5 separate regions of the Homo sapiens genome follow, and regions 1, 2, 3 and 4 are each linked to region 5. A link is a loop called in an ENCODE intact Hi-C map of the cell type or tissue named here. Cell type or tissue: CD4-positive, alpha-beta T cell. All regions are shown on one strand. Links, peaks and the distances in the headings refer to the core of each region. The heading gives the core; the rest is flanking DNA. Region 1 overlaps SNRPA1-DT (SNRPA1 divergent transcript). Region 2 overlaps LRRK1-AS1 (LRRK1 antisense RNA 1). Region 3 overlaps LRRK1 (leucine rich repeat kinase 1). Region 4 overlaps LRRK1 (leucine rich repeat kinase 1). Region 5 overlaps TM2D3 (TM2 domain containing 3).

Region 1 (6,103 bases), core at 658-4,657, 340 kb after region 5:
GGGGTGCAGCAGAGCCTTGGGAAAGCTGGAGCCGGCATTAAATGTCACCTGGACCCTCTCTGTACGGCAGCACTGCCCTTCTCTCCATGGCCGCCTTCTCCAGTTGATGGGACAAATGACAAGACCTCCAGCATCTTCCAGGTAAAACTGGTACAAATCCAACCCCTCAGGCCAACTTTCTGGGTCTGTTTCTTGGCTCTTCTTTTCCCAGGGACAGGACTTGGTCAGCCTGCCTTACATGGGTACTCTCCCTGTGTCATCAGCTGTGGCTACAAGGACAGGCTTGTGCAGCAGAATATGGCTGCAGGGAGCTCTGCAGCAGAGGAGGGGAGCAGTGTGCAGCTCTCAGAAGGCAGGGCAAGTCACACAACCCAACAGCTGGCCACCACAAGCACCAATTGACCAGAGTTGTGCGTGTGAGGCAGTGAAGGAATAAGTGTGTTTGGGATGAACATTCAACCCCTTGCCCCGCCCATGAGACCGACCTTGAATTAAAAGTAACTTGTTAAGTGCTGCTGGTGCCAGGCAGCCTTTTAGACCCTAGAGCCCAGATACCAGCAAATCCGAGCTGCCCACTGAGAGCTTACAGTCTACCATGTTTGCAGCTGAATCAGAAATAAACTCCTGGCCGGGCATGGTGGCTCACACCTGTAATCCCAGCATTTTGGGAGGCCGAGGCAGGCGGATCACCTGAGGTCAGGAGTTCGAGACCAGCCTGGCCAACACAGTGAAACCCCATCTCTACTAAAAATACAAAAATTAGCCATGCGTGGTGGTGACACCTGTAATCCCAGCTACTCGGGAGGCTGAGGCAGGAGAATCGCTTGAACCCAGGAGGTGAAGCTGCAGTGAGCCAAGATTGCACCACTGTACTCCAGCCTGGGCAACAAGAACGAAGCTGCGTCTCAAAAAAAAAAAAAAAAAAAAAAGGGAAGAAACTCCCTTTATCTCCCAAAGGGAGATACAACTACAGGAAAGCCAACCAGGCAGCCTCGTCGAGTGGCTAAGCCAGGCAAGCCCAGCTTGGGGCTGACAAGTCGGGTGGGGAGTTGAGAAGTTGTTCACAAAGTCCTAATGACTAAACTCCACCTTGTTGAAAGAGACCAACTACATATAATGTCTGCTCACAAGTGGTCCGACCTTGAGGTTAAAATTGTCTGGACTCTGGCAGGATATGTGTATGGATTTTAAGTGACAGGATCATGGATCACCTCCTCTAAACCTGTCATTTCCCAGACAAGGACACTGAGACCCACAGAAGTGAATGCCTTGCCTGGGGCTGCACATTGGCAAAGTTGCTCCCCACCGGGCCCAGGGAAGGAAGCTGGCTGGCTGCAGGAGGGGCGTCGTTCTGCAGCTGCCCAAATGCAGCCATGATGCATTTGTTTTAAACTAGCTTTATTTTCAGGGGGTGATGTTTACCTGACCTTATCCCCAAATTCTTTGGCACCTCACAGTGGACCCCATGTGTACATCCCCATCCCTCCCAGGCCACTACTGACTTTGTATCTTGCGACTCTTCAAAGGACTGGTGAGAATGGCACTTTGTACAGAAGACACACCTGAAATGGGAGGGGGGGTGGACAGAACTTAAAAAAATAAAAGGGCCAGCCACAGTGGCTCACACCTGTAATCCTAACATTCTGAGAGGTTAGAAGCAAGAGGATGGCTTGAGCCCAGGCATTTGCAGCCAGCCTGAGAAATAGAGCGAGACCCTGTCTCAATCAATCAATCAAAAACGACAGAGATAGATAGATAGATGATAGATTGATAGATGATAGATAGATAGATAGATAGATAGATAGATAGATAGATAGCAACATGGTCTAAATGAGTCTAGGAGTGGAGTGTCCTTGAACTTGGGGAGACCACCCTCCACTGCATTTGCATTATTGATACTATGGCTGGAGAGGGCCTTTTGCCTAAAAGCTTGGAGTATGTTGGGGCCCCCGAGAGCAGGTGAGGGCCAGAGGTTCAGATCAGAGGATGGAAAAAGGAGGTGGAGAACAGGAAAGAAAAACATTTTAATAAGAACAAGCAGGGGTGATGGAAAGTATACACCAAGGCCATTCTCTAGCATCTTAAGGTTCTGCCCAGCCAGCTGGGAGGCCACTGGGCACTGGCTGCTGGGGGGAAAGGAAGAATCTGCTCCCCTACCCCAGCCTTCACTGTTGCTTTCCTCGCACGAACCCCAGACTCTATCCTTCCTGGTTGGCTGTTTAAGTCCTTTCCTGACACCCCAGGCTTTGTGGCTTATCTGAGCACAGAACAGCATCCTTAGATGGTACAGCACTGAGCACCCACCTTAGATCCTAGGATTCAGTCCCACCATCCAAAGCCCCTCACCACTACAGACCAGCCACACTAAGGGTGACCAGATATCTTAGACTCCCTTTTGAAACAACAGGAACCAAAGTGCCCAGGGCAGAGAACATCCTGTTGCCAAAATAGTGGTTCTCAACCAGGGATGACTTTTGTCTTCCAGGGGACATTTGGCAACGTCTGGAGACATTTTGGGTTGTCACAACTGGAAGGATGTACTCACATCCAGTGGGTGGAGGCCAGGAATGCTGCTAAGCACCCTGCAATGCACAGCAGCCCCCATGACAAAGAACTGTCCAGACCAAAATGTCAATAGTGCCGAGGTTGAGAAATTCCGGCCAAAAGAAATGGAATCAAAAAAGAAAATTGTTTGCAACTTCATAGAGATACCCTCAATGAATAAAACCACATATGGTTTGACTTCTGTCCCTGTTCCTATGCTGAAGGGAAACTTGTACAACTTTCCCTTTTTAAAGTAAAGAGATACCACCCCACTCTTTTTTTTTTTTAAACACAGCAACAGAAGGGCCCCAAGTTAAAACCAGCTCTCCAGCCTAAGGACTCCACCTGGTGGTCCTCTCTGGAATTAAATGAAGTTGAGGTTTTATTTTGTTTAATTTTTTCATTATTCAGTTATTTTGTTTAACATTTTTAGTTATTTTGTTTAAATTTTTAGTTATTTTAACTTTTAAGTTATTTTATTTCTTAGTTATTTTAACTTGTTATTTTAATTTTTTTAGTTATTTTAACTTTTTAAAGTTATTTTAATTCTTTAGTTATTTTGTTTAACTTTTTTAGTTTTTTTAGTTAAACAAAAGTTGCAGTGACCGGGGCAGGTGTGATGGCTCAGGCCTGTAATCCCAGCACTTTGGGAGGCCGAGGCAGGGACAGGGGGCAGGGGAAATCACTTCTTAGGTCAGGAGCTCAAGACCAGCCTGGCAAACATGACAAAACCCCGTCTCTACTAAAAATATAAAAATCAGCCAGGCATGGTGGCGAGCGCCTGTAATCCCAGCTACTTGAGAGGCTGAGGCACGAGAATCACTTGAACCTCATGTTATTCCTCATGAGGCGGAGGTTGCAGTGAGCCGAGATTCCGCCACTGTACTCCAGCCTGGGCAACAGAGCGAGACTCCATCTCAGAAAACAAAGAAGTTCCAAGTACAATACAAAGAAATTCCCTCCCAATTTGAGAGTAAGTTGCCGATATACCCTATGACCGCCCCCCCCCCGCCAATACTTCAGTGGGTATTTCCTATGAACAACGACATTCTCCGGCACAGCCATCAGACTCAGGAAATTAACATCGGTATGTTATTACCATCAACCCTCTGACTGAATTCTAGTTCTGCCAGTTGTCCCAATAAAGTTCTTAGCAAAATGGTCTGGTTTAGAAACACACTTTTCACTTAGTCATCATGTCTCTTTAATGTTCTTCCATCTGGAACAGTTCCTCAGTCTCCTTGCCTCATGATGTGGAAGCTTTTAAAGACTATAGGCCAGTTATTTGTAGGCTGCCCTTCGCTGTGCACTTGTCTGAGGGTTCCTCACGTTTTGAGTCAAGTCATGCATCTTTGACACGAATCTCACAGGCTGATTCTGTGTTCTGTCTGCATTCTAGCAGGGAGTACACGATCTGTTCCATTATTGGTGATGTTAACGATCATTGGTTAGAGTTTTCTTCCGGGCTATGAAGTGATGCCTGCCAAAGCATATCCACTACCACCGCTGTTCAACATTGTGCTAAAGATCCCAGCCAGTGTAACAGGGCAAAAAATACAGAACCAGTATAATAATTGGAAAGGAGGAAATAAAACTATCTTTTTTTTTTTTTTTTTTTTTTTTTTTTGAGACCGAGTCTCACTCTGTTGCCCAGGCTGGAGTGCAATGGCATGATCTTCACTCACTGCAACCTCCGCCTCCCTGATTCAAGTGATTCTCGTGCCTCAGCCTCCCAAGTAGCTGGGATTACAGGTACGTGCCACCACACCCGGCTAATTTTTGTATTTTTAGTAGAGGCGGGGTTTCACCATGTTGGCCAGGCTGGTCTCAAACTCCTGACCTCAGGTGACCCACCCACCTCAGCCTCCCATAGTGCTGGGATTACAGGCGTGAGCCACCACGCCCAGCCAACTATCATTATTCTCAAATAGCATGGTTATGTATGTAGAAAATCCACAAGAATGGTTACAGATAAACTTAAGTAAATTTCACAAGATCGCTGGATGTAACGCCAATATACAAAAATCTGCTGTATTTAAATATATCAAACTAATGATTAGAAAATGGAGTTTTTAAACAAAAGGTACTATTTACAGTAGCATCAAAATCTATCAAATATCTAGACAATCTAGTAAAGGATATACAAGGCCTTGACACAAAATCTGCAGGATGCTGCTGAAATTAAAGAGTGCCTCAATAAATGTAGGGCTATAATATGCCCATTGATTGGAATACTTCATATTGTAAAGATATTAATTCTCTCCAAATTCTTCTACAGATCCAACACACTACAAATCAAATCATGGGTGCTTTTTCACATATATCTATAATTTATGTTCACATGCAAAGGATTAGAATAATCAGATAACTACTAGATAATCTGAGAAAAAAATGGGAGCTTTTTTTGAGGGACAAATACCAAGTCTTTTTCTAAAGCTTGTATTCTGCAAGGATAGCTGACTAAACCCATGGAAAAGAACAGCTAGTTCAGAAGCAGAGGCCCTCACATATTTGGACACTTGATTTTTGAAAAGAGCTGCTCTGCAGAGCAGTGGGGGAGAAGATGGTCTTTTCAATAAATGGTGCTGGGTCCACCAAATATCCATATGGGGAAAAATATATCTTCTTCCCTACCTTAGACTATGCACAAAAATCTAGGCCAGAGAGACTGCAGATCTAAATGGACAAGGTGGAAGAAGAAAGCTTTTAGAAGAAAATATAATTTTGGAGTAGGCAAAAGTTTCTCACAGCGTACTCGAAAACTATTAGCTGTATAGGGAACGGTTCATAAATCAGACTGTATTAAAATGAAGAACCTCTATTCATCAAAAGATACCATTAAGAGAGTGAAAACCCAAGCCACAGGGGGAAGATACTCACTACAGACATAGCTCACAAGGTTCCTATTGAAAAAATATAAAGAGCTCCTACAAATCAGTTTAAAAATAAAGCCCAATAGAAAAATGGGCAAAACACCTAAGCAGACACTTCATTAAAGAGGTTATCCAAACAAACATAAATATATTTTTTAAAGTTCTCAATTGTGTTAGTAATTAGGGAAATACAGTTAAAACCACAATTTCATACCATTACCTATCTACCAGAATGGCTAAGATTAAAAAGACAATACTAAACGTTAGCAAGGAGTTTAAGTTGGCAACCACTTTGGAAAACTATGTCCTACTTAAGCTGAACATAAGTAAGCCCTATGACCCAGTAATTCCATCCCTGGGAGTATATCAGTATATGTGTTCACATAAAGATATATATTATTGAGTTTGTAGGTACACTATTTATAATATAAAAGAGTGAAAATTACCCAAATGTTCATCAACAGCAGAATGGATAAGTAAATTGTAAAACATCCACAATGAAATACCATATTACAGTGAGAATAGATTAACTACATCTACACACAAACATAATGTTTAGCAAAAAATATGCAAGGTACTTCATTTGCATAAATACAAAACTAGATAAAGCAAATCTATACAAGATGGCAGGATAATGGTTACCCTTGGGGCAAGGGTGGTGACTAGATGAAGACAGGAGGAGGGCT
Region 2 (6,103 bases), core at 979-4,978, 550 kb after region 5:
TCCTTTCCCATGTGCACAATGGGGATGGGAGAAGGTCAAGGTCATTTCCGGCTGCACATTCTGGGAGGCAAACCCATACCTCGGAGGCCTCTCTCCTGCCCTTTAGTCCCTGGCTGGCATCTCAGCAGGGAGAATAAAGGCGTCTGTGTTGTGGCTTCCTGGAGCCTCTTCCTTGGAAACAGATAGTCTGATAGGCAATGATGGCAGCTGCTGACTGCTTATGGCCTGGCTGCTGCTGGCCATGTGGGCCTCTGGAGCGGGGGGCCTTGTCAAGGCTCCCCAGACCCACTTCCACAGCCACAGGACCTGCCTGCAGTCTCTTTCCCTTTTCCTGGAAACTTCTGTCCCTTTGTCTACTCCCGATGAGTCAGAGTAGCCGATGGAGAGGAGTGCAGAGCCCAGGCCAGAAACAAGTGGCAAAGGCAAGGTGTGTCTCCTCTCTAAGGTCGCTAGGCCACAGCAGCAGTGGTTTTCGTTTGGGCCTGACAAGGAGCCGGTGCTGTAGTCACCCATGACTCTGGAGGCCCTGTTCATCCATCAGGCCTGGAAACACCAGCAGGACTGGCCAATCCGCCCCAGAGCTCAGCCAGCACGGACAGTCAGTCTTGGCCAGCAGCACCTTCCTCAGGCCTGAGAAGAAGAGGCCAGGTCTGCCTTGCACAAGCTGCAAACTTTGGTTCCCTGCACACCAGGCAGAGGGGGCTGCCCTGCCAGAGGCAGCTCCCACATCCCCTGAGCCTGAGTCATTACCTGCTAAAGAGGGGACAGCTCTTCAAAAGACCTGTGGCCTCCTGGGTCCCGGCAGCATCCGTGAAAGTGAAAAGAGCAGAATGTTGGTTGGCACAGTTTTCTGAATCTCTCCCTGGGCCATCTGTTCCAGTTACTGCTGTTTTCTAACAAAGCACCCCAAAACTTAGCGGCTTACCACAGCCATCTTCCCATACTCCTGGTTCTGCAGGTCTGGAAGTTGCACAGAGCACAGGAGGGCTGACTTGCTTCCATCCTGTAAAGTCTGAGGCCTCCACTGCAAAGACTCCACAGCTGAGAGGGACCCAACAGCTGGAACCATCTGAAGATGTCATCTCTCATGTTTCCCCCACATGATGCTGGCTGTTGGTGCGACCTCAGCCCAGGCTGTTGGCCACAACAGCCTCTGCATGTGGCTTGGGCTTCCTCAGAGCATGGCGGCCTCATCACAGTCAGACTTCTTGACTACAGGCTCAGGGCTCCAGAGGTGAGTGTCTGCTTCATTGCCTTTCCTACTGAGCTTTGGCAGTTATGCTGCATCATTTCCACCATATTCTATTTGTAACAAGCAAGTCACAAGCTCCCCCCAAATACAAGGGGAAGGGACACAGACTCCACTTGTTGATGGGAGGGGTGACAGGATGGGAGGTACTGTTGTGGCCGTCTTTGGAGAACATAATCGGACACGCCACTCTCCTGGCCTTCCTTCCCACTCTGCCCCAGCCACGATCCAGCTGCACAGACAGCCTTAATCAGGCCCTTCCAGTACCTTCTTCTCTTCCTAACAGCTGCTGGACAGGTCCTCCACAGGCCCAATAGTGAGCTGGGCCACCAAGGCATGGGGGAGGCCCCTCCATTTCTGCCTTTTTCACCATGGCTGGGGAAAGGGGCAAGCTCAGGGTTAACTGGAGTCCACAGGGTCATTCAGTTTGATGGAGTGCCCCAGGCTGTCCTGGGGCCTGGCCTGCCTCCCTCGCTGTCTGTGCCTGTTCATGTGGCTTTTGGTTTTGTGTTTCTTGGCTTGTGAGTTGTGGTTCCGGAATGAGGGGAGCCAGGCAGAGCCTCACCCTGGAACCAAGCAGTGGGGGGTCCTGAGAGCCCCCCCGGGAGCCCAGAGCTTCCTCTGTGGATGGTCTCCCCTCTGTGGCTCCAGTTTAGGGGACTTGGGACAGAACCTTTTGCCATCCCCTGCCCTATTTGTATTAGGGGCAGGCTGTTCTTGGTGGAATACAGTTTCTGTGTGGCTGACACAAGTGTGAACTGCTGACTTGCCTTTTGTGGCTGAGTTCTGAGGAGTTTTGCTGAGAACAGCGCAAGGGTTAGTAGGTCCCAGCTGTGAGAGCTGAGGGACTGCTGTAGTTGTAGAAGCTGCTTTTGTCAAGAGACTCTCTCAGGAAAAATGTTCTCTGGATTTCCAGACCCTTTTCTACTCTTTCCCCTATTCCCAATGTACCCCTGGCCCGCAGACCCCCCAAATTCCCTAGTGTGGACACAGAGCCCTACTCTGCCACCAGGCCTGCACCTGGCCGCGGGTCCAGATGCCAGAGACATTAAAGCATGTGTGCGTGCACACACACACAAACACACACCTACACACACATGCACACACATGAACACACACAAACACACGAACACAACACACATACACATACACACACATATGCACACACAAACACGAACACACACACACATACATATGCGTGCACATAGAGAACAGAGTATTCATGAGCCTGTAGTACATGCAAAAAAGCCAAGTTACGTTTTTAAAACTTTTCTATTGCACCAGAAATACAAGATGCCGCCTAGAACGTTGGGAGAAGAAGGTCCGCCCCGCAGCCGGCCCCCAGGCGGGCCCGCTTGTTTGGGCCTCTGCCTGCCCGCCGGGGGTGTCTGTATTTACATTCGTCCACACCCGCCACAAGGGTTCCTTTTTCCCCACGTGGCATCGTACTTGGGAATACTTGGTAAAGCAAACTCATCAAGCCCACAAACTCTTCTCAGAGGGCGCAGGAGCCCCGGGGCAGCCATTTCTCGGCGGGCTGGTGCCCCGTCGCGGCGGGAGGACGGCGTCCGGCTGCTCGGAGCGGGGCGCACCCTGGCGGCGGGCGAGGGAACTGCTCCTGCCCGCGGGTTGCATGGGGGCAGGTGCCCTCAGGAATAGGCTGGAGAGGTTGGCACGGCTCTCTGCTCTCCCGGGCTTCAGTGAGGGAGAGGAGCTGTTACATTTTGGCAAACAGCAGACCTTTCTTTCCCAAGCCCCCGGCTTCTAGCCACCATGGTTGACCGAGTTCTTTCTCTGCTGTAGGAGAAACAGGGCCCAGCCCCCGGCTTTGCCCAAGGGTCCCCCTGGCCCTCCTTCCCCGTCACTGCCTGGGAGTTAGTGATGACTGGGGAGGATTGGTTTTTGGGAGAGGGGCTGCAATGAGGAGTGTCACATTTTCTGAAGCGACAAGGAAGCCTCTGCACCCAGACCCTCACGTTCGTTCCCCCATCCAGTGTCCACCTGCCTGTCTCCCTCTAGCAAGTAAGTCCTCCCAGCCCAGCCCCTGACTTTGATGCAATCCCTCCCTGAGAACTGAGAGGGGCAAGTGCCCTGCCTTGAGCGATGGGAGTTCCTCTGTAGGGCCTTGTCACTTGGGGGATGGCAGGCCCCTCGCTGCTGGTTCCTGTTCCTGTCCCTGTGCTGGGGACAGCTGTGTGCAGCTGAAGAGAATTTTCAGGCCAAGCCTGAGGTTCAGGGTCTACTCCCTGACTGGAACAGAAGTAGACAGCACAAAAGACGTTACACTGGCCCTGAGCATGCCAAGGTCAGGAGGGTGGGGTTGGTGGGGGACCATGGATAGTCCCCAAGAACATTGACAGGAAAGACCTGGAGGCCCTTATGCACCTGAACTGTACTTCAGGAGCCAGGGTGGGGGCTGCAGCATCTTCCCTGATGCGTGCTCTCCGCAGTGGGGATCTGTCTATGCATACACCCTTACAACTTGCTGTTCCAGGCTGTCATCCCTGATTATTTTCCATCTCTGTCATTGAGGAAACAAGAATCTAAGAGGCATAGGATCTTGCCCTGGGTCTGGCAGCTGGCAATTGGCAGAGGGAGGATTCGAACCTGGGCCTGTATTTCCAAATCCCACCCTCAACACCACATTGAGGAACAGCCCCTTGAGGCTGAGCTCTGGCAATTCCTTTAGTCCTCAGTGTGGCCTCGAGGGAGAGGTTTGGAGCGAAGCCCTGGGCCTTTAGCTTTTGGGGTTTCCAGGACCCAGCAGAGGCCCAATTCCTGGCTGCCCCTGCTTGTACTCAGGGGTCTTGGGGTCTTTGGTCTTGAGGCCCCCATGGCCTCCATTGTGATGGAACCTAGTAGTTTGTGGCACACAGCCATTGGTTCTTCATCAACCAAGGAGGCAGGGCATGGAGGAGCCGCAGGTCCCAGGAGAGAGGAGGTGGCTGTGGGTCACCCAGCCAGGAGGTGCTGGAGGGAGTGCGAGCCCCATTTTCTGACCCTGACCCCAGCTGCCCCGCTTCATATTGCACTACCCAGTGTGTCTCTGTTCTCTTAGGTCCGACCTCTGAACGTAAGAGTGAATGAAAGGGAAACCAATAACGGGAAACTCAAAGGACAGGGGCCTCTGGGGTGGGCAGACCAGTAGCTGGAAGGGGTCCAGCCCTGATTCCTGAGATCGCCTCAGCCTTGTGCAGGCCCCACTGATGGGCAGGCTGGGCTCCAGCCATTGTCTGCTCCACGGCTCCATTGCGGAGCAGAAACCTTGCACCGAGGGCAAAAACACCTAGTGTGCCTTAGATCCAGTTTAAACCTTTTTGATAAAGAAAGTCCAGATAAAGAGTTCATTCACTTCCCCTTCTCCAGCTGCACTTGATCTGAGGCTTTGGTGACCCGATGCCGCTATTTCAGAGGGAGAAATGTTTTCTAGTTCCTTCCACCTCATTGTCAGCTGAAGCTCCCCCCAGCCCCCACCCTCTTCCTCCCCTCCTTCTCCTCTGTCTCCAGACCAGGGGAGAAGTTGTGCTGCTTGAGGGCAGGGTTGACGGGGATGCCTTGGCTGGACTTGGAGATGGAGGATTGAGTCTCGGTGGGAGAGATGTCGCCTGGCACGCAGCACATCCCAGAGGCCACTTTGGAGGAAGGGAAGAGGTCAGCTCCTGGTGCTCATGTGGTGGAAGCCACAACCACCTCGCAGAGCCTTCTCGGGTCTGCGTAGTGACGGGTGTGTGCTTGGAGGGCCAGGCAGGCTCTCCAGAGTGTGCAGAAAAGTGCCTCCTGGAGATTCTGCACACGCCCAGCCCGCCACACTCACATGAGTGAGACCGGGACTGGGCAGCTCCTAGATGACACCAACGACGGGACAAGCCAGAGCCTGGGAGGAAATGAATGCAGGATCCAAAACGGCGGCTGCCGTCCGAGTCGGCAGAACGAGGTTTCTGAGCGGGCTCCGGGCTGAGCGGCGGCAGATCCTCGCTCCCCGGGCCTCAGCGCTGTCGCGCATGCGGTTGAACGGCGGAGCCGCGGCCGCGCAGGCGCCGGAGGCCGTGGGAGGTGACATAGCTGCAGGGGGAGCTGGGGAAGAGCCGCGCAGGCGCCGGAGGAGGCCGGGGTAGGTGACGTAGCTGCAGGGGGAGCTGGGGAAGAGCCGCGCAGGCGCCGGAGGAGGCCGTGGGAGGTGACGTAGCTGCAGGGGGAGCTGGGGAAGAGCCGCGCAGGCGCCGGAGGAGGCCGTGGGAGGTGACGTAGCTGCAGGGGGAGCTGGGGAAGAGCCGCGCAGGCGCCGGAGGAGGCCGTGGGAGGTGACGTAGCTGCAGGGGGAGCTGGGGAAGAGCCGCGCAGGCGCCGGAGGAGGCCGTGGGAGGTGACGTAGCTGCAGGGGGAGCTGGGGAAGAGCCGCGCAGGCGCCGGAGAGTCTTGCGGAGCATCCCCCTGTGCTGAGTCCCGGATTCATTCCTTGGTTTTACAGACGAGGAAGCTGAGGATCTGAGAGCTGTACAGTAGTGGCTGAGGTGGGGTTTGCAGTGAAGGATGTGACACACCCCAGATGGAGCTGAATGGGCGTGGGACCTCAGGTCTTGGCCACAGTGGCCTGCTGTGCATTGATCCTGCTACAGAGTGTCCATTATCAGCCAGGCGCGGTGGCTCACGCCTGTAATCCCTGCACTTTGGGAGGCCGAGGTAGGGCGGATACCTGAGGTCGGGAGTTCAAGACCAGCATGACCAACGCAGAGAAACCCCGTCTCTACTAAAAATACAAAATTAGCCGGGCGTGGTGGCGCATGCTTGTAGTCCCAGCTACTCGGGAGGCTGAGGCAGGAGAATCGCTTGAACCCGGGAGGCAGAGGTTGAGGT
Region 3 (6,103 bases), core at 716-4,715, 630 kb after region 5:
TGTTTGCATTATGACTTGGTTTATGATGCTTCCCACTGAACACAATTTTTGAATGTTTATGAAGCCAATGATTTCAGTCTTTTTAAAAAATTATTCCTGGATTTTCCAACTAGATTTTAAAGATCTCCCTCATAGCAAAGTTATACCTATATTCCTTAAATGTTATTGTTTTCTTTTTTTATACTTAAACCTGATTGTTGTAATCTAGTATCGTGTTTTGTCCCCCTTCCAGGCAGGAATATCAACACCGTTTATTAACGCACGCAAGCATCCTTTTACACTAAGTTGAAGTTCTGCCTTTGTCATATATTACATAATAACAGTCCCCAACCTTTTTGGCACCACGGACCGGTTTTGTGGAAGACAATTTTTCCATGGACTGCAGCATTGGTGAGGGGGACAGTTTAGGGATGAAACTGTTCCACCTCAGATCATCAGGCGTTAGATTCTCATAAGGAGGGCACAACCTAGAGCCCTCACAGACGCGGTTCACAATAGGGTTCGCGCTCCTATGAGAATCCAATGCTGCCGCTGATCTGACAGGAGGTGGCGCTGATGCTCACTGGCCCACCGCTCACCTCCTCCTGTGTGGCCTGGTTCCTAGCAGGCCAGGGACCAATACCGGTTCGCTTCCTGGGGGGCGCTGGGGACTCCCGATGTATTTCTATGTTTACTGAGGTCTATTTTTGGACTCTTTTATCTGGTCCACTGATATTCCTTTTTCAGTCACATATAAATACACACGCTCTTATGGGACAGATCTCTATGTGTATCATACTCAACACACAAGCACACCAGTTCATCCAAGAGCGTAGCAGCGGCAAACTCCCTAGTTCACCTCCTGCAAATGTGTCCTGGCCTCTGTGGCGTCACTCATCCCTACCTCATACTATCTGTACTTGCCAACAACCATCTATCAAACTGAAGAAGAAAGTTGTATTATGTTTAAAACAACCTGGATGTGGGTTCTGGTTTTCTGGGCCAGCATCCTGAGGGATATTTCTGTGAGCAGAGCTGGCTTTGGAAGTTGTAGCTTTGAGGTTAAGAAGCAGAGCTGGTTGTTTAATGAAAGGGACAGCTCCATACCTTCCCCTGTGTCTCACAGAAGATAATGGAACAAAAAGAGCTTGTTTACCTAGATGTACTCTCTGCTGAACTGGCCTTGTTGTGTGACCAGCACAAAAACTAGGAAAGTTCTGTCTCTGTTGAGTTTTGGGGAAGACCACGAGCCCCTGTGCAACCTTGGCCTCACCTCAGCCTGTGGGTCCAAAGGCGGCCGTGATCCATGTGGGCTTTGCAAGATACCATCGTGTGGCAGTAGAGACTTAACAGCACGTAGCTGCTGGTCCAGGGCTGAAGTCCCACAGTCCTGGGATGAAACCTGGCTCTGCTACTGAGAAGCAGCCACACAACCTGGGACAAATCAGTCAGTCCCTATGCCATGGATTGAACTGTGTCCCCCGCCCCCCACCAAATTCATATGTCGAAGCTCTAATACCCAATGTGACACCATTTGGAGATGGGATATTTGAGCTGTAATTAGGTTTAGATGAGGTCATGAGGGTGGGGCCCTTATGATGAGATTAACATTCTTATAAGAAGAGGGGCCGGGCGTGGTGGCTCACACCTGTAATCCCAGCACTTTGGGAGGCTGAGGCAGGCGGATCACTTGAGGTCAGGAGTTCAAGACCAGCCTGGCCAACATGGTGAAACCCTGGATATCTGAGAGGAGGGCGCCAGCACTGTCAGGGGCTAGCAAGGGCCTTCTTCCTGGCATCCTGTATTGTATTAAAATACAAAATTACTATTTGGAGATGGGATATTTGAGCTGTAATTAGGTTTGGATGAGGTCATGAGGGTGGGGCCCTTATGAGATTAACGTTCTTATAGGAAGAGGGGCCGGGCACAGTGGCTCATCTCCAAAAATACAAAAATTAGCCAGGCATGGTGGCACATGCCTGTAATCCCAGCTACTTGGGAGGCTGAAGAAGGAGAATAGCTTGAACCTGGGAGGCGGAGGTTGCAGGGAGCCAAGATCGCGCCACTGCACTCCAGCCTGGGCGACAGAGCGAGACTCAGTCTCAAAGAAAAAAAAAAAAAAAGAAGAGGAAGAAAGACCAGAGTCCTCTCTCTCTTCACTATCTCAGGACATAGAGAGAAGGATGCCAGGAAGAAGGCCCTCGCAAGCCCCTGACAGTGCTGGCACCCTCCTCTCAGATATCCAGCTTCCAGAACTGTGAGAAAATAAGTGTCTGCTGCTGAAGCACTCGGTCGGTGGTATTTTGGTGTGGCAGCCAAGCTCAGACACCCTGGGAGCCTCAGTCTCCCCACGTGCAAAATGGGGAAATGTGGCCCATACCTCACGTTGTGAGGATGAGAAACTCTCACATATGTAACCTGCCTAGGGCACTGCCTGGTGTGTAGATCAGCTGCACATATTAGCTGCTGGCATCACTGGCCTCCACGCAGGAGAGTGGGGCTTGAGGATACTTGCGTGTCACACGTGGGACAGAAAGAATGGGCGCAGCTCATATGCAGGGTTTTCATTTGAACTTGGACATCTGTGGCATTGCAACAGGGCATTGAAGGGGAAGGCCCAAGATAAGGGCGATCCCCACTTTGGTGGAGCAGGAACCAGGCTACCCCGGCTGTCTCATCTGGGAACACCGTCTCCCAACCCACACACACCTGCCTCAGTCCCGGAGCGCTGGCGACCTCTGGTGGTGAAAAAGGCAATACGCTTCGTTTTCAGTCCATCTTCATTTCTGGGGGGAGGAAAAAGAGACAAAATTTGAGGACAGCACGACAAAAGCATTACTTTTGGCTGTGATGTTATAATGCCAAGCCACGGAGATAGGGAGCAATTCATGTGCAACTCTTCAGGGCCTGGCAGGGGCGCACGCTGCAGTGGCGGCTGCCTTTTTCACTGCCCCCACCCCTCCCCGCAGAGGTCCTCCTTGGGGTGCAAGTTCCACCGTGATACTGCAGAAGTGGCCTTCTGCAGATAACGGGGGCGGCTGGTCTCCAGAGGCTGGCTGGGCTCATCCCGGCTTTCCACCTATTGGAAGGCTTTGGGGCTGGGTGCTTTTATTCAATTCCACGTCCATTTCAGTTAGTGATCAGCAGAGACTTTTGAACAGAATTACAGATTGGGCTGAAGTGAGAGACAAGATTCTCCAGCAGACTAAAAATTAAAAATGAGAGGACACCATTAGGGGCTGTTTCCCCCCACATTCCTGTGTCGAAGCCCTAACCTCCAATTCCTCAGAATGTGACTGTATTTGGAAACAGGGCTGTTAAGGAGGTAACTAAGTTAAAATGAGGTCATTAGGATGGACTCTAATCCAATCCGACTGGTGTCCTTATAAGAAGAGGAGATTAGGTCACAGACGTGAACAGAGGCCTGACCGCAACAGGACACAGGGAGAAGACGGCATCTGCAAGCTAAGGAGAGGGGCCTCAGGAGAAACCAACCAGGCCTGCCCACACCCTCACCTCGGACTTCAGCCCCCAGGGCTGTGAGGCAGTGATTTCTGTTGTTAAGCCCCCAGCTGGCGGCTCAGCAGCCCTCGCAGACTCACATGCCACCATTCAGAGGACCTGCTCGACCGTGGCCCCACACACGCTTTGGAACTGGCCAGGGAGGAGAGGCCCCTGCTTACTTGCCAAGTTGGTTTCTGGAGAGATCCAGGGTTTTGAGCTGCCTGCAGGTCCACTTCTCTTGAGGTGGAAGTGCCGCCAGCTGGTTCCCCTGTAACCTCAAGAACATGAGGGCCTGAGAGAGAGAGGGAGGGAGAGAGAAGCTAAGATAGCATCAGATACAAGAAGGGAGGGGAGACTGAAGAGCCAGTCAGTTCCCAACCACGCGCAGTCAAACGATTCCAACCAATTTTCCTTCACGCAGATCCCAGCTGTGTGGGGCCCAGCAGCCTCTTCAAACTCACGAAATGATATCAAACAGTGCGACGGGGCCATCTATCTACAGGAGCTCCTCCCTCAAAGGCAGTGAGAGGCAATTATTCTAGAGTGAAAGGAGCCCAAGCAGCTGTCAGCATTAAGGATTCTTAAGAGTACTGATTACCGGTGTGTCTCTCTGGGGAAAGTGCCAGACTCTGATGGTTTGGAGGACAACGGCTCACGGCTGGTGGGGGTGGCATGGGGCATGCAGTACAGTGCTGGTGTCTGCCACCTCCTGGTGGGTGGCCTCCTGGGCCAGCCCAGGTCTGGGGACGGGGTGGCAGTGCCACCAAGGGTAACTGTCCTAGCCGCATGCCCTCTGCTAGCCGACACAGTCCCAAGCTGGGCCCCTCAGGATTATCAGCATGTCTGGGGTGCCCCTCGTGGGTAGCCCTCCCTCAGCCCTACTGCAAACAGACCCTGCAGGGAACCCAGTCACCAAGGGGGATGAGGGGCTACCTTGCACCTGTAACACGTTTTATTCTTTTTTTGTTATTCTTTTTATTTATTTACTTTTTTAGAGATAGGGTCTCGCTCTGTTTCTTAGGCTGGAGTGCAGCGGTGTGATCATAGCTTGCTACAGCCTCAAACTCCTGGCCTCAAGCAGTCCCCCCATTTTGGCCTCGCAAAGTGCTGGGAGTACGGTTCTGAGTCGCCGTGCCCAGGTCTGAGCCATCATGCCTGGCCCACGTTTTACTTTGCAGGAGTACCTTAGACATGCTATCTCCCTGCTTGAGGACATCACCACAGCCACCAACTATCCCGCCCACAACCAGGGCGGCCTCAGGAGGGCCACAGGCTGTTTGCTGCCCCACATTAAATTCTCTCCTCCTGGTGCTTTTGTCTCCTTCCTTGTTGAAGGGGCTCACGCCACCGCCCACCATCAGAACCGCTGCAGCCAGCCCCCTCCTGCTGAAATTCTATGGAGACCCTGCCATGTGCCAGACCTCAGGGTCCCCCAAGCCCCCACATACCCACCCACCCCTTCCCAGTGTGGAGAAGGAGACCTCGAGCAGACACATTCCCTGCAGGCCCACAGTGAAGCTCTGGACAAGGCTCTGCCTCTCCTGATTTGCTGCTTCTGGGCTTTGGGGGAAGCCAAAAATCCAAGCCTGCTAGTTGTTGGTGTGAAATACGAGAAGACAGACTCAGAACAGGGGCCCAGGGGCTGTGGACAAGGCCTGAAGGCCAGGAGTACCCTGCGAGGAGTATGATGTGGGACCACCCCCCCCCGGGGGCACCCCGCGTGGCTCCTTTCTTCTGAGAAGCGTGAGTCCTGTCCCTGGGTCCCTGGCTTTGCCCTGTGCTTGTCAGGAGCCTAGGACATGATAGCCCATCCTCTCTGAGGATACACATGCTGAAGGGGCCTTCGCTGCCTTGTGGGGGTCGCCGCACACAAGAGGCTGCACCAGGCCTTGGAGGAGTGCCCGTGGGGGTCCTGGCAGTGGCCTGGCAGGACCGGGGGCTGAAGCCTGTGCAGGGTGGCCTGGGCACTCTGCCTGGGGGTCCACTACAGGGCCCCTGGTGAGGCTGCCCTGATGGGGCCCCTTCTGGGGTTGGCCCTGAGCTCCAAGCAATGAGTGTGATCCACGGCCTGTCTGCCTAAGGACCCGCCAACCACCTAAAACAACCTAAAGCGAGAAGGTACCCGTATTCTGGGGTAGGCACACAGGGTTCCGTGGAAAGGCCCTTCCTGGAGCTCTCAGTGTCCACTCAGCCTCATATATGGGCAGGCCGTGGACTTAAAGAAAGTCCCGAGGGATACGAACCATAACCCCACCACCACCTGACACAGCTGCTTCTGCTGTCCACGTGCCACCCTCATCGCTGTTCGTGGCCATGCATATTTTTGATAGCTGAACTTTTTCTTCATCTTTTCCCCTTATATTTATCTCAGAAGCTCAGGAAAAGCACATACATTTCACTGCAACACGGAGCAATTTTCTCTCAAAAGCCGAAAATGAGAAAGAAAGGGCTATTAGGCTTACATCAAGCTGGAAAAGTCCCAGGGGAACTTCTTTGAGTGCGTTTTCTGAGAAATCCACATCCTTCAGGTGATTTTTCCAAAAGACAGCCATTTTGTCTGGCAGACATTCCAGGGCATTTCTGGAAGCTTTACAACATTTCTAAGAGATTGACGAGAAAA
Region 4 (6,103 bases), core at 121-4,120, 630 kb after region 5:
AACAATTTTTTGAAGCTGTCAGTTTTTGAAGTTTTGAGAGGTGCAAGAATCCAGGAGGGAGGTGGGACAACTTGTTGCTGGAAATGTCAATTTCAAGTAGCCTGCGATGGAGAAGAAGGAAGGCAGGCATCAGAATAAAGAGGGAAAACACCAAATTTACATATTTTTCTATAAACCAAGAGGTGTATTTTTTTTCTTTTTCTCCCCATGCAAGGTTAAAGAGTGTGCATTGAAAATGTAGTGCATATGATTTTTAATTCTTTTGAAGAACTCTTACTGTGTCCTGTGTAGATAAAGACAAACCTCTCATCGGTGGGCCCTGGCTCCACTGACCAACAGGGATTCGAATCCTTCGCAGGCATGTAATAGCAAAATGAGTAGGTTCCCTGAAAGCTGCTGAGACCACAGAGCAGGGCTTTGAACCTTCTGGACCTGTCCATCTGGCCCAGGTGAAGGGCCTCACTTGGACGGCACTTGCTTTTTAAGTTCTGGTGTGCAGGCTTCTTTCCCGTTCTCACTTGGGAGTCCCATGGATTAATGCCTACCCCAAGCTCTTTCCAACATTCTTGACTCTTGCTTCACTTAGAGCCTTGGTTTTTCATTTTAAAAATCGATTCAACCCTTTATGGAATGAGGACTTGCAGTTATGTGTCCAAAAGAAATCAGGCCAGGTGCGGTGGCTCATGCCTGTAATCTCAGCACTTTGGGAGGCCGAGGCAGGCGGATCATGAGGTCAGGAGGTCAAGACCATCCTGGCCAACACGGTGAAACCCCGTCTCTACTAAAAATACAAAAATTAGCTGGGTGTGGTGGCATGTGCCTGTAATCCCAGTTACTCGGGAGGCTGAGACAGGAGAATTGCTTGAACCAGGGAGTTGCAGGTTGCCATGAGCCGAGATTATGCCACTGCACTCCAGTTGGGCAGCAGAGTGAGACTCCGTCTCAAAAAAAATAAAAATAAAAATAAAAAATAAAGAAATCAACTAAGGTCATTCCTCCTTCCATGCAAGCTCAGGGGTAAGGCTCAGGTCTCCCTCCAAGGCCTCCAGAAGAAGCAAGCCTGGACTGCCCACACTGTCCACCTGCTGCCAGAGTCCTGCAGAGTTAACCCTTTCTCTGAGGCCCTTCCCACTTTCCCTGGAAGGCAGAGTAAAAGCTGGTGCCTCAGAGCCCCATTGCATCCACCAGTGTGGGAAGGTTTGGCTGCCCTCATCTGATTCCTGGGCAGGACCAAGACAAGCATCTCAGGCAAGCATTCGCATGTCCCCGGGTGAGCTGTGTAAACTTGGGCCAGACAAATGATCTCTCTAAACCTCTCTGTTTTAACCTGAAAGGGAGGCTTGCCTCAGGGTAGGCAAAACTCCTTCTCCTATTTTAGCCAGAACATTTTTCCCCCAAAACCACAAAATACAACCCGGGAGCATGTGCAGGAGCACAACGGTGACAGCGGGGTCACACACGGCTCCGGTCACACCCCGGGGAGCCACCTGGAACAGATGATTTCGTCCGATGACTGCACGCCAGGCAGCTCCCCCAGGTGGTTGTCGGAGAGGTTCAGCTTCCGGAGATTGATGAGGCCCCAGGGGATAACCGAGGGGAGGGTCGCCAGGCAGTTGGCAGAAAGGTCGAGCTCCGTGATCTGGCAGGAGATGTCTATGAGCCAGTCTAGGTCTACCCAGGGCAGTCTGAGATGGGACCATTTCACACGGAGAGCCTGGTGGTGGAAAGAAAGGAAAAGCACATGTGGAGGGTGAGTTCAGGGCCCACATGGGCTTGGAATAAAGCAAGGGTTAATGCAAATGCGCGTCTGTGTGCCTGCTCCAGCCCGGGTCCCAAGAGGCCTGCACATGTCCTTCTCGGCCGCCGGCACCTGCCACGGTGGTGGGTGCAGAAGAGCTACCTGTTCCCATCGGCACCTGCGTCTCACAGGCAATCTGTGCACAGCGCCTGCAAGTCACCCTCCAACCTCCAGAGGGCGCCGGTGGGCGCGGGCTCAGTGCCGCCCCTCAAGAGGCGGCTCACAGGGAAGAGCGCGGCGGGATTGTCCACGTACAGAGGAGACCGCTGAAGCGTCCAGGCGCCTCCCCCAGACTGGAGAAGAAAGCTGACTCCCAAACCCAAGTCTCTGACCTCCCTTCAAGGCGGCCTTTCCTGTGATCAGAGGAGCTGCCGCCTGCAGCTGCCCGCACCGCGCCAGGGTGCTTGGTGGACAGGCTGCTTTCAGAGCGAGCCTGAGATACAGACAGACGATGGCCACACAATATATAAAAAACAGAACTCTGGCCCACGACCCACAGTGACCTGCCTAGGAAACCAACCTCTTTATCTATAGCAAACAGCCCGGGAAGCCAGTCTCTTGCAGGAGGCCAGCCTCTTTTTTTTTTTTTTTTTTTTTTTTTTTTTTTTTTGAGATGGAGTCTCGCTCTGTCGCCCAGGCTGGAGTGCAGTGGTGCGATCTCGGCTCACTGCAACCGCCGCTTCCCGGGTTCAAGCGATTCTCCTGCCTCAGCCTCCTCAGTAGCTGCACCACCACTCACGGCTAATTTTTGTGTTTTTATTAGAGACGGTGTTTCACCATGTTCGTCGAGCTCAGGCTGGTCTCAAACTCCTGACCTCGGGCAATCCACCCACCTTGGCCTCCCAAAGTGCTGCAATTACAGGCATGAGCCACTTCTTATCTCTAGTAACAACCCAGGAAGCTAAGCCATCATTTCCGTAAAAGTCAGTCTAAAATGGCCAGGACTTGGTTAATAACTGACCGATTCTCTAATTTTTGTCCTCACTTTCCATTTAGGACCAACCCGAGAGAGCCAACTTTGCACCCCTACCAATCCCATAGGATGCCCAGCCTGCAGCGAGGCCCCCCAGCTTCCCCACGACAACGGCCTCCCGGCAGGAGGCCCCGGAGGCCTTCCCTTTGTCCCACTAGAAAGCTCCCGCTCCTCTGCCAGCCTGTGGGTCTCTGCCACACGCAAGTCCTGGTGGCTGGCGCTCTTGCCGTTGAAGTCCTGCTAAACAAAATGTCTTTGCTCCACTCATTTCTCACTGGTCTTCCTTTATTTCCACCAGAGGGAGTCAGAAGGGCCAGCGGTTTTCCGGCATGGGGTGGTCAAAGGGACCTGGCGAAATATATGGGAGCAGGACTTTGCTCTTTCTTCCTGATTACCGAAGAATATTGGGCTCAATCAGGTTTCTGGGGAGAAGAAATCTGCTTTTGGGTCTGTTTCTTCGAAGCAACTGGAAATCCGTATTGGAAAATTAGAGGAGCAGAAATATGAACAAAAATTAGTGCTTCGCAAATGGGAAAATGTAACAAGCAGAGGCTACGAGAAAGGTCCCAATAACGTGGGATGAATTCCTCAAAAATTGGCGGCAGGTGACGGGCATCCCTATTTGGCCACCAGATGGCGATGAGCGCCTGTCTTTAGCTCCTCCTCCGCCCACTCCAGGAGTTTGGAAAGACTGGGCCTACGCCCCTCAACACTCCGTCCGGTCTTTGAACCAGAGGAATGAGGGACTCTGTCGCTCTGTCTGTCTGTCTCTCTGTTCACATGGATGAAAAGGGAAGGGCGGCACTGGATCTTAGGCCAGGAGGGTAGATTCTGAGCTGATTTTTTAAGACAAGTCACTCAATTGCCCTGGGCCTGTTTGATTGTTACTATTTTACTCCCCACATTTTAATTTTGAAAAATTTTTTAAATTTCAGAAAAGTTGCACTAGGACACAGTGAATACCTGTGCACTCTCCACCTCGACTCACTGATTGTTAAAACGCTGTCACATAGGCTTTTGCCCCTCTTTCTCCACACAAATACACACGCTTTTTATGTTTTGATGAATCATTTGCCAGTAAATTATACATCGTGATGCTTCACCCGTAAATACTTCAGCATGTATCCCTGAAGAATAATATTTTTCTACACAACAGCCGTATAATTATCATTTTCAGTAAGTGTAACATCAATACGATATTATTAAGTTCACAGCCCATGTTAGAATATTCTCAATTATCCCAGAAATGTGGTTTATAACTATTTTGTGTCCTGATCTGGGATCCCTTGACAATTGCATGACATTGCAATCACACACTGCATTACACTGTATGTTTCTTTACTTTTCTTTCATCTGGAAGAGTCTTCACACCTTTTAATGCCTTTTCTTTTTTTTTTTTTTTTTTTTATCACATTGTCGTTGCATTAAGTCCTGCAACTTTTAGCCTCTTCATCGGGGGCAGATGCTGGTGTGTTTCACTGCTTGTCTTATAGAATATCCCATAATCTGAATTTACTCAAGTTTTTCCTAAAGTTTAGATTAAAGTTAGCTATTTTGGGCAACAACCTTAGAGTCTAGTTGAGTGGTTCCCACTAAACCCCACCCGGGGCACCTGATATTAGGTGTTCCTGCTACAGGTGGTGCCCTGTTTGGTCTCATGGTTAAGGTGGTGTCTATCAGTCCCTCCTTTGTAAAGGTTAACATTATACCCTTTGCGATTAGTACACAATCTATGGGGTGATATTCTGAGACTATGTGACAATTCTGTGTTTCTGCATCCTTTTGCCCCATGGGTTTAGCCTCCGTTGCTGATCCTGGCCTGAATCAATTAGTACAACGGTGGTTGCAATGAGAAAGTTTTGCTAAAGCTACCTTTCTTTCTACATGTATTACCTGGCATTCTTCTGTATAGAAAAGCATTGCCTCCTCACCTGTTTAAGTATCACTATGGACTCATGGATTCTTTTTTTTCCCAAGTATCATTATTTTTTTGACACCCAAGTCATCCCCAATTTGTCCAGGGGGAGCCCCACTGGGGTGGGAGAGAGCCCCCTGTGTTCCTGTGACATATCGCTGTCAATTTTGGGACGCCTCCTTACTTCCCGGCAAAACAAGATCTTCCAGTCTCCTCTTGTACTTTCTAAGCCCAGGCCTTGATTCCCTTGAGCAAAAATTGGTATTTAGAAACCAAGATCTGGGTGTGAGGTGTGCTCATCACCGCTGGGGTGTCACTGCTTTTCAGCCCATTGATGGGACACAGCTCTGTATTTAACATGAGTGTGTTCTGATGCCTCCAATTCAATGCAGCAAAGGGGTTTTTTTCCCTCATCTTTCCATAATCCACAATTCACGACTGTATCACTCTTCATTCCATTATCATTGTTTTTAATCTGTTAAATAAGTGGCTTGGATCAGATGATGCCTAGGTCAGTTCTCGTCCCAATATTGTTTCCGGTGGTCGTCTTGCAAAGTACAGTGGCCTTTGGGTAGGAGTCTTTGGATAAGCATGACAGTCAGCCCAGCAACAGGCTGACAGGAAGGTCACCATGTGGACTTTGCAATGCCAAGTCAAAAAAGGCTCCACAGGGCCTGTCTGCCTCTCCTTCCTGGATTCACAGAGACACACCCAGGTCTCAGGGGCAAGGGCCAGACAGCTGAACATGGAATCAAGGTGTCCAGATTGCAATCCAACCCTCTCCACTCACTCTGCGTGGCCATTATGGTCTTTCCGTATGGAATGGTTGGTACCCAAACTGAAATGGCAGCCAAATGCAAGATGCAGGGGAGGCTGGTTATGGTTTTGGCTTTGACAACAAATCTTAAGTCTCTATTGAAAATCTTTAAATAAAACTCTGGGGACCATCATAAAATAAACAAAACAACAGCAAGTAATCAAATTATTACTGTAACATGACCCAATTATGGTACAAATACCTTGGGGAAGGGCTTAGGTGTGGCTGTCCTTACAATGGCAGCCTCCCTCTCAGCACCTCCTCCACATCCCCTGAGCTGGGGCTGGAGCCCTGAACTGCAGAAGGAGCAGGGGCTCAGCCTCAGGCTGCTTAACTAACTCCACGTGGACTCTGGGCAAGCCGCAGTGGAGGTGAGCACTTTTTTGGGCTCTGTTCAGCTTGAGACACTTTGTATTAACCTCTCCACTGATCTGTGTGGCACTGACTCAGCCCACATTTCTTTTGCTGTGGCAGACAGCATGGCCAACCGGAACCCGGACTGCACACCCCACAGTGCAGAGCCCTGCCTGGCTGCCTCTGCAGCTCAACCTCATACCCACTATGCAGCAGACACTAAATCAGTGTTTGTGAGCTGAAGAG
Region 5 (6,103 bases), core at 1,341-5,340:
AGCTGAGGAAAGAAGGATCTTGCCTGGCAGGAAAAGTGTAACTGAAAAGTAAAAGAGGGTGCCAGGATAGAAAATGAGACTAACAAAAATAAGATAGGGCGGGCGCGATGGCTCACACCTGTAATCCCAGCGCTTTGGGAGGCCGAGGCTGGCGGATTGCTTGAGGTCAGGAGTTCAAGACCAGCCTGGCCAACATGGTGAAACCCCATCTCTACCAAAAATACAAAAGCCTGCCATCGTGGTTCATGTCTGTGGTTCCAGCTGCGTGGTAGGCTGCAATGGGAAGATCACTTGAGCCCAGGAGGAGGAGGCTGCAGTGAGCTGGCATTGCACCACTGCACTCCAGCCTCAGTGACAGAGTGAGATTCTGTCTCAAAAAAAAAGATTAGTAACCATTGCTGACAATGGTTCAAATTAACAACTGGCTTTTTAAAAAAATAAATAAATGTTTGAAACTTGGAATAATTTTAATTTACAGAAAAGTTGCAAAGATAGTAGAGTTCTTATATACCCCTAACCTGGTTTCCCTACATTGTTAACCTCTTACAGTACTATACTGTAACATACTTTCAACAATTAAAACTTCTCAGCACTCAACATGGTTTTTTTTTTTTTTTGCTTTTTTTTTTTTTTTTTTTTTTTAACGGAGTCTCTCTCTGTCACCCAGGCTGGAGTGCAGTGGCTCAATCTCGGCTTACTGCAAGCTCCACCTCCCAGGTTCACGCCATTCTCCTGCCTCAGCCTCCCGAGCAGCTGGGACTACAGGCGCCCGCCACCACGCCTGGCTAATTTTTTGTATTTTTAATAGAGACAGGGTTTCACCGTGTTAGCCAGGATGGTCTGGATCTCCTGACCTTGTGATCCGCCTGCCTCAGCCTCCCAGAGTGCTGGGATGACAGGCGTGAGCCACCGCGCCCGGCAACATGGTTTCTTTTAAAATCATCACTGTAATGAGATGATGCCCAAGGTTTGCTTCAGGGTACTCTGGAGGGGAAAGAGGAGGGTTTTGATGAAACACAGCTGGCCAAGTGTTGATTATTGGAGCTGAGTCATGGGTACTGTTCTCTTTACTTTTTATTGTTAGGTGTTTAGAAATTTTCCATAATATAGTTTCAGTATTATTAGATCTTAGAATTTAAAAGATCCTTAAATCTTTTAAGGATTTATTCCTAACATTAAGATTTTAGAGATGAATGAAAAAATAGACTGAAAACATGGATGACTTGATCCAGGTCGTCCAGGTGGTGGTGAGCTCCTCCTGACTCCAGCCCTGACCCCGTGTTAGTGCACTTCCTGTTAGACTGGGTCTTTGCTTTATTTTGACTAAAAAGCAATGAGATTGATAACTTTAAAAAAAGAAAACATTGGTTTTTTAGTACAGCTAAAAATTGTATGTTTACTTTTGACATTTAAACTGTCTTCCTGCCCGTAATTATTTGGTGGTGTCAGTTTGTGAAATAGTCACTTGTGTTCCAGTTAAGGGCTACGATCAGGGGAAGCCCTTTCTCAAATCTGACATAATGTGGTGATTAAACCGTGACTGGCCACAGCTGGGGTGGAGGTGGTCTCATGGAATCCTGTCTGTTTGCCATCGCAGCATCACCCTCGGTGGGTTTGGAGCAGACCGTTTCTACCTGGGCCAGTGGCGGGAAGGCCTCGGCAAGCTCTTCAGCTTCGGTGGCCTGGGAATATGGACGCTGATAGACGTCCTGCTCATTGGAGTTGGCTATGTTGGACCAGCAGATGGCTCTTTGTACATTTAGCTGTGGTGTGTGCTTCAGAAAGGAGCAGGGCTTAGAAAAAGCCCTTTTGTCCGTAGGAGTTGATGTGGTGTGAGTGATATATTTCTATGTTTTTAATGTACAGCATCTGTACTTTGTTTGCCTTGATAAAGGTAAGATAAATGAAACGCTGAACTATGCTAATCTGGAATTTGTTTTTATTTGCCTGAAATATATTTTTTTCTGTGAAAAAATTAAAACGTACTTAAGCCAGGAGAATGAATTATACAGTGATTGAAAATCCATTTAATTCCTATGACTTTTGTTTTGTATTGCCCAAGTCAAACTACATCACTTGTATCTCCAGCCCAAATGTAGTCTGCCTTGAAAAGTCTTTCAGCTGTGACTGCAGGAAGTGGGAGTGTTTTTATTGTTAGCTAATTGCTGTGACTGCAGGAAGTGGGAGTGTTTCTGTTGTTGGCTAATTGAAGTTATTAGGCTCAGCTTCAGTCATGTGTAAGTTTTGCAGTGTAATACATATGTAGTCTGGTCTGTATATATGAAAATTTGAATTAAACTGCAGAATGTTTATGTCTAGTTATGGTTTAAATTTTCTTAGTAGTATATAAAAGGTAAGAGTACTGAAAAATTAATAAAATTGCAAGTTAAGAAATACTGTGGGCCTGTTTTCTATATTAAATATAATCTTGAATAATCATTACAACTTACCTTTATTGTTAAGAATAACATTTTTATCTTTCAGGGCATTACTCCATTCTAACAGAGTCATAATTGGCTGGTTTATTGACACAGTGGAAATATATAAATGTTTTTGAGTATAGATCTGTTATAGACCCTTTATCGGGGAAAAAAAACTCAGTTATTCAAAAAGATTTTTACTCAAGCTTGCTTTTGAAACATTTAAAAACTTAGCATTTTTTCTTTCAAATGTGGGTATCTGAGTTACTGCTTTTTAAACACTTGTGTGTATTATCCAGAAGACTGTTAACCACCATATCATATCTAGAAGCTATAAAATATCTGCATATTTCATTCAGCAGATGATTTATTGATTTCAGTTTACCTGAAAGGTTTCAGTGATCACTTGCTGCTGTTTAAAGCACAGTCCTTTTCTTAGTTGAGTGACAGTTCCATCTCTCGTCGCTAGGTGGCGCATCCCCATTACATTTGCTTCCCCATTCTAGTTCCAGAAACAGAAAAAAAAACTGGTTTTGTTTTGTTTTGTTTACGAGGAACTTGTCACAGAGCATGAGCAGTTCTTCAGGATGGGAGTAACCCGGTTTATGTGGACCTTTCTTTCTGAGAGCAAAGACACACTTTTTGTATCCGTTAAACTGTTGATTGAGCAGGTGTTTCTTTAGAAGACGATCTTTTCTTCAAGAAGTAGCCCCTTTGCTAACTATAATAAAAATGTCTCCTGAGTCTCCTTATGTAGCTCTGTGTAGAAGAGAATCTAATACTTCCCTGTTGAGCAACCATGCAAGGTGGAACCAGGGAGTCGGTGGGAAGTTAGTAGGAAGTATGCATTGCCCTTGGTGGAAATAGGTAACAGCATCCTTGATTAACCATTTTTGTGGCTCTGGGGCCTGAATTAGATAATGAAGCTGCAGTGTCTGAGAGTAAAGCTCAAAGATTCAGAATCCATGAAAGGAGGCATAAATGAACTTGTTCCCAAATCCTAAAAAGTTTGCACAAGGGCATAGCCCTTGGAACCTGAAGGATGTAAGCCAGTCAGGAATGCTTCAGATCAAGGACTTTGATAGAGCTGATGGCCTGAGACAGAACTAGCAGGAAATACGAAGAGATTTTCAAATAGTACAAACAAATTTATGAACGATGAACTCATACACAGCCCCAAAAAGAAACTGCAAAGTAAAACTATACTTTCAAAGGGCACTAGGGAGTGTGGGTGCAATCTCTTGTAGCAAATCCCATGGGCCTCTGCTGGCAGCAAAATGCCATGTTGGAGTCTGACCTTCAGGTTCTATTCCTCTGCTGTCTTAGATTTTCAGGATTGCTATAACAATACCATAAACGGCGTGGCTTAACAACAGAAATTTATTTCTTAAGAGTTCTGGAAGCTAGAAAGTCCAAGATGAAGGTGCTGGTAAATTTGGTATCTGGTGAGGGCCTTCTTCCTCATAACATCTTCTCACATCCTCACATGGTAGAGGCAGGGAAGATCTCTCTGGGGCCTCTTCTATAAGGGCACTAATCCCAATCCTGAGAGCTCCACCCTCATGACCTGATCACCTCCCAAAGGTCCCACCTCCTGATACCATCATTACAGTGGTGAGGATTTCCACATGTGAATTTGGGGTGGAAAAGACACAAATACTCAGTCCATCATGTGTGAGCTATGGGCTCTGACCCAGGGATATGATTAGATAGCCATCCTGTTCACACAGGTTGGGAACCATATCAGTCAACCATCCTCTATTGATAGTTCTCTAGACACTCAGAATTTATCACTGCAGCAGGCCATCTGTCATGATTTCCCCTTAAGAATCTCTACCTTGCTTTGTCAGCTCTCTTCCATTTACCCCAGTAATGCCTCACGGGAAGGTGCTGGGTTATTTATGTCTACCCCCTCCATTGTCCCTAGAACAATGCCGTGCACACAGAGGCTCTCATTTATTTGCTGAGTTAATGCCACGGGTGTCCTCAAGGTTTTGAAGGGACTGTGTACAATTCCAGGGACTGGCAGTTGAGGTGGCTGCAAGGAGATAATATATAGAAATTGGCTTCAAGTAAATATTTGTCTGTAACACCATGTTGATCTGATTTCTGCAAATTGCTGAGGAACAACTGGTTTATGGTGCGTATAAAAAGATTTTTTCAAAGATCTTATGCTTCAAGATTTTAAAATGTAAAAATACCTTCTCTATGCCACACAACTTCATTTCTCTGTACTTTTTTTTTAATGCCTTATGCCAGACTTGCATTTATTTTGGGCATATATCATCAGCTACGGAATATGCAAATGATTTTAATTCATCCTGTAAGCAATGAGTGGAAAATGAGCTGTACCTGATGCAGCTTCTCAAATACAACATTGAAAAAGCCTGAAAATGAAGGCACTACATAAGTAGAATATGCATAAAAAGGAAAAAAAAAAACACCCAGGAAAAATGGAGGCAGATTCCTCCGCTCCTGCTCTAAAGCTTCCCCTCTGTTCTGCCCTTTTGGTAGAGTATGAAGTGTCACATGAATGTTAGGGGGTAGACACATTTTTTAAACTTTTATTGTATATACATCGTATGCGTTTCTTTCATGGTAAGAGCACTTAAAATCTACTCTTAGCAAATTTATAATATGATAACTGTAGTGATGCTATGCACTAGACCTATTGGTTAATTTTGTAACCTAGGCAAATTTGATTTAAATTCTTTTAAATGTATTGAAATTGTCTTCCATAAACACAACACTTTTATGCAAAATACGCTTTGATGGAGACACGTGGACATAATTTACTAAGGCTCCACGAAGGCAGGGCTCTGGTTCTCTGCTGTAGCTCAGCTCTGAGAGCCCTGCCGGCCATGCAGCAGGTGCACAGTGACTAGGAGTTTGATGAATGAGTAAGGAGGAATTGCTGGGAGTAAGCTAAACACCTAAAAGTATTGCTGAGAATTTTTAAAGTGGTAGAGTGCAGCTGGATTGCAGCATCTCCCTTCTCAAATACTTAAATGATAAACACACTGTAGGAAAAGCCAGCACCTCCTTCCTGCCCAAAACCAGCAAACAAATGAAAACTCCACAGCGAACAAGCAAAAGGATACAGCCAAATGCCAAAAACGTCAAAAAATTGTGAATACAGGGAAAAAAAATTATTGCTCAGGTGTGTAAGATTACTCCCGCAAATGGCCCTGCTGGCGCAACAAAACTCAGAAAGTCTCACTGGAGGCCAGACGTGGTGGCTCACACCTGCAATCCCAGCACTTTGAGAGTCCGAGGCGGGCAGATCACCTGAGGCTAGGAGTTCGAGACCAGCCTGGCCAACATGGTGAAACCCCCGTCTCTACTAAAAATACAAAACAATTAGGTGGGCGTGGTGGCAGGTGCCTGTAATCCCAGCTACTCAGGAGGCTGAGGCAGGAGAATTGCTTGAACCTGGGAGGCAGAGGCTGCTGTGAGCCGAGATCATACCATTGCACTCCAGCCTGGGCAACAAGAGCGAAACTCTGTCTCCAAAAAAAAAAAAGGTGGGGGGGTCTCACTGGTGAGGAAAAACAGGTTAATTCGGAGAAAGAGAGGTATCTATATCTTTCTCCTGTTACTGCTGGGGGAAGTGAAAAGGGCTGCTGGGAAGAGACCAGTGAGAGAGGGCTCGTGAACAAACAGGAGGGACTCTGATGGGTTCA

The links. A loop is a pair of places that touch in the nucleus more often than their neighbours do. Peaks named below come from ENCODE experiments on the same cell type or tissue, not always from the same donor. Only the 100,000 strongest peaks of a DNase experiment are listed, where the experiment ranks them.
Region 1: a loop joins it to region 5, with 14 times the contacts of the local background. A loop is called at or near these places in 105 of 110 quality-filtered maps.
Region 2: it touches region 5 in a loop (14-fold over the local background); 6 of 110 quality-filtered maps call a loop at or near these places.
Region 3: it touches region 5 in a loop (11-fold over the local background); 13 of 110 quality-filtered maps call a loop at or near these places.
Region 4: it touches region 5 in a loop (2.7-fold over the local background); 13 of 110 quality-filtered maps call a loop at or near these places.

What each region holds. Positions count from the first base shown.
Region 1 is chr15:101,297,252-101,303,354 of GRCh38, reverse strand. The region is part of intron 1 of SNRPA1-DT (SNRPA1 divergent transcript); the gene reads right to left. Among named protein-coding and RNA genes, the nearest start is that of SNRPA1-DT, 5.0 kb to the right of the region's middle. In CD4-positive, alpha-beta T cell, for the core only: CTCF peaks have their summits at 2,671 and 2,870 (motif pointing left); a DNase peak (open chromatin) is centred at 2,874.
Region 2 is chr15:101,085,697-101,091,799 of GRCh38, reverse strand. The region is part of intron 1 of LRRK1-AS1 (LRRK1 antisense RNA 1); the gene reads left to right. Among named protein-coding and RNA genes, the nearest start is that of LRRK1-AS1, 63 kb to the left of the region's middle. RefSeq lists a silencer at 2,688-2,927. In CD4-positive, alpha-beta T cell, for the core only: a CTCF peak has its summit at 2,823 (motif pointing left); a DNase peak (open chromatin) is centred at 2,819; H3K27me3 peaks cover 293 bases.
Region 3 is chr15:101,011,988-101,018,090 of GRCh38, reverse strand. LRRK1 (leucine rich repeat kinase 1) reads right to left here. Exons shown (of 34, transcript NM_024652.6): 10 at 5,946-6,083; 11 at 3,663-3,775; 12 at 2,689-2,765. Among named protein-coding and RNA genes, the nearest start is that of LRRK1, 96 kb to the right of the region's middle. RefSeq lists a silencer at 2,513-2,807. In CD4-positive, alpha-beta T cell, for the core only: CTCF peaks have their summits at 2,528 and 2,737 (motif pointing left); a DNase peak (open chromatin) is centred at 2,710.
Region 4 is chr15:101,004,448-101,010,550 of GRCh38, reverse strand. It overlaps LRRK1 (leucine rich repeat kinase 1), which reads right to left. Exons shown (of 34, transcript NM_024652.6): 7 at 1,488-1,714; 8 at 1-101. Among named protein-coding and RNA genes, the nearest start is that of LRRK1, 88 kb to the right of the region's middle. RefSeq lists enhancers at 1,965-2,294, 3,273-3,567. In CD4-positive, alpha-beta T cell, for the core only: CTCF peaks have their summits at 1,966 (motif pointing right), 3,189 and 3,396 (motif pointing right); DNase peaks (open chromatin) are centred at 1,970 and 3,420; H3K4me3 peaks cover 1,241 bases.
Region 5 is chr15:101,638,139-101,644,241 of GRCh38, reverse strand. It overlaps TM2D3 (TM2 domain containing 3), which reads left to right. Exons shown (of 6, transcript NM_078474.3): 6 at 1,598-2,394. The coding sequence ends at 1,763. Among named protein-coding and RNA genes, the nearest start is that of TM2D3, 11 kb to the left of the region's middle. RefSeq lists a silencer at 2,800-2,959. In CD4-positive, alpha-beta T cell, for the core only: CTCF peaks have their summits at 2,681 and 2,882 (motif pointing right); DNase peaks (open chromatin) are centred at 2,151 and 2,891; H3K27ac peaks cover 2,003 bases.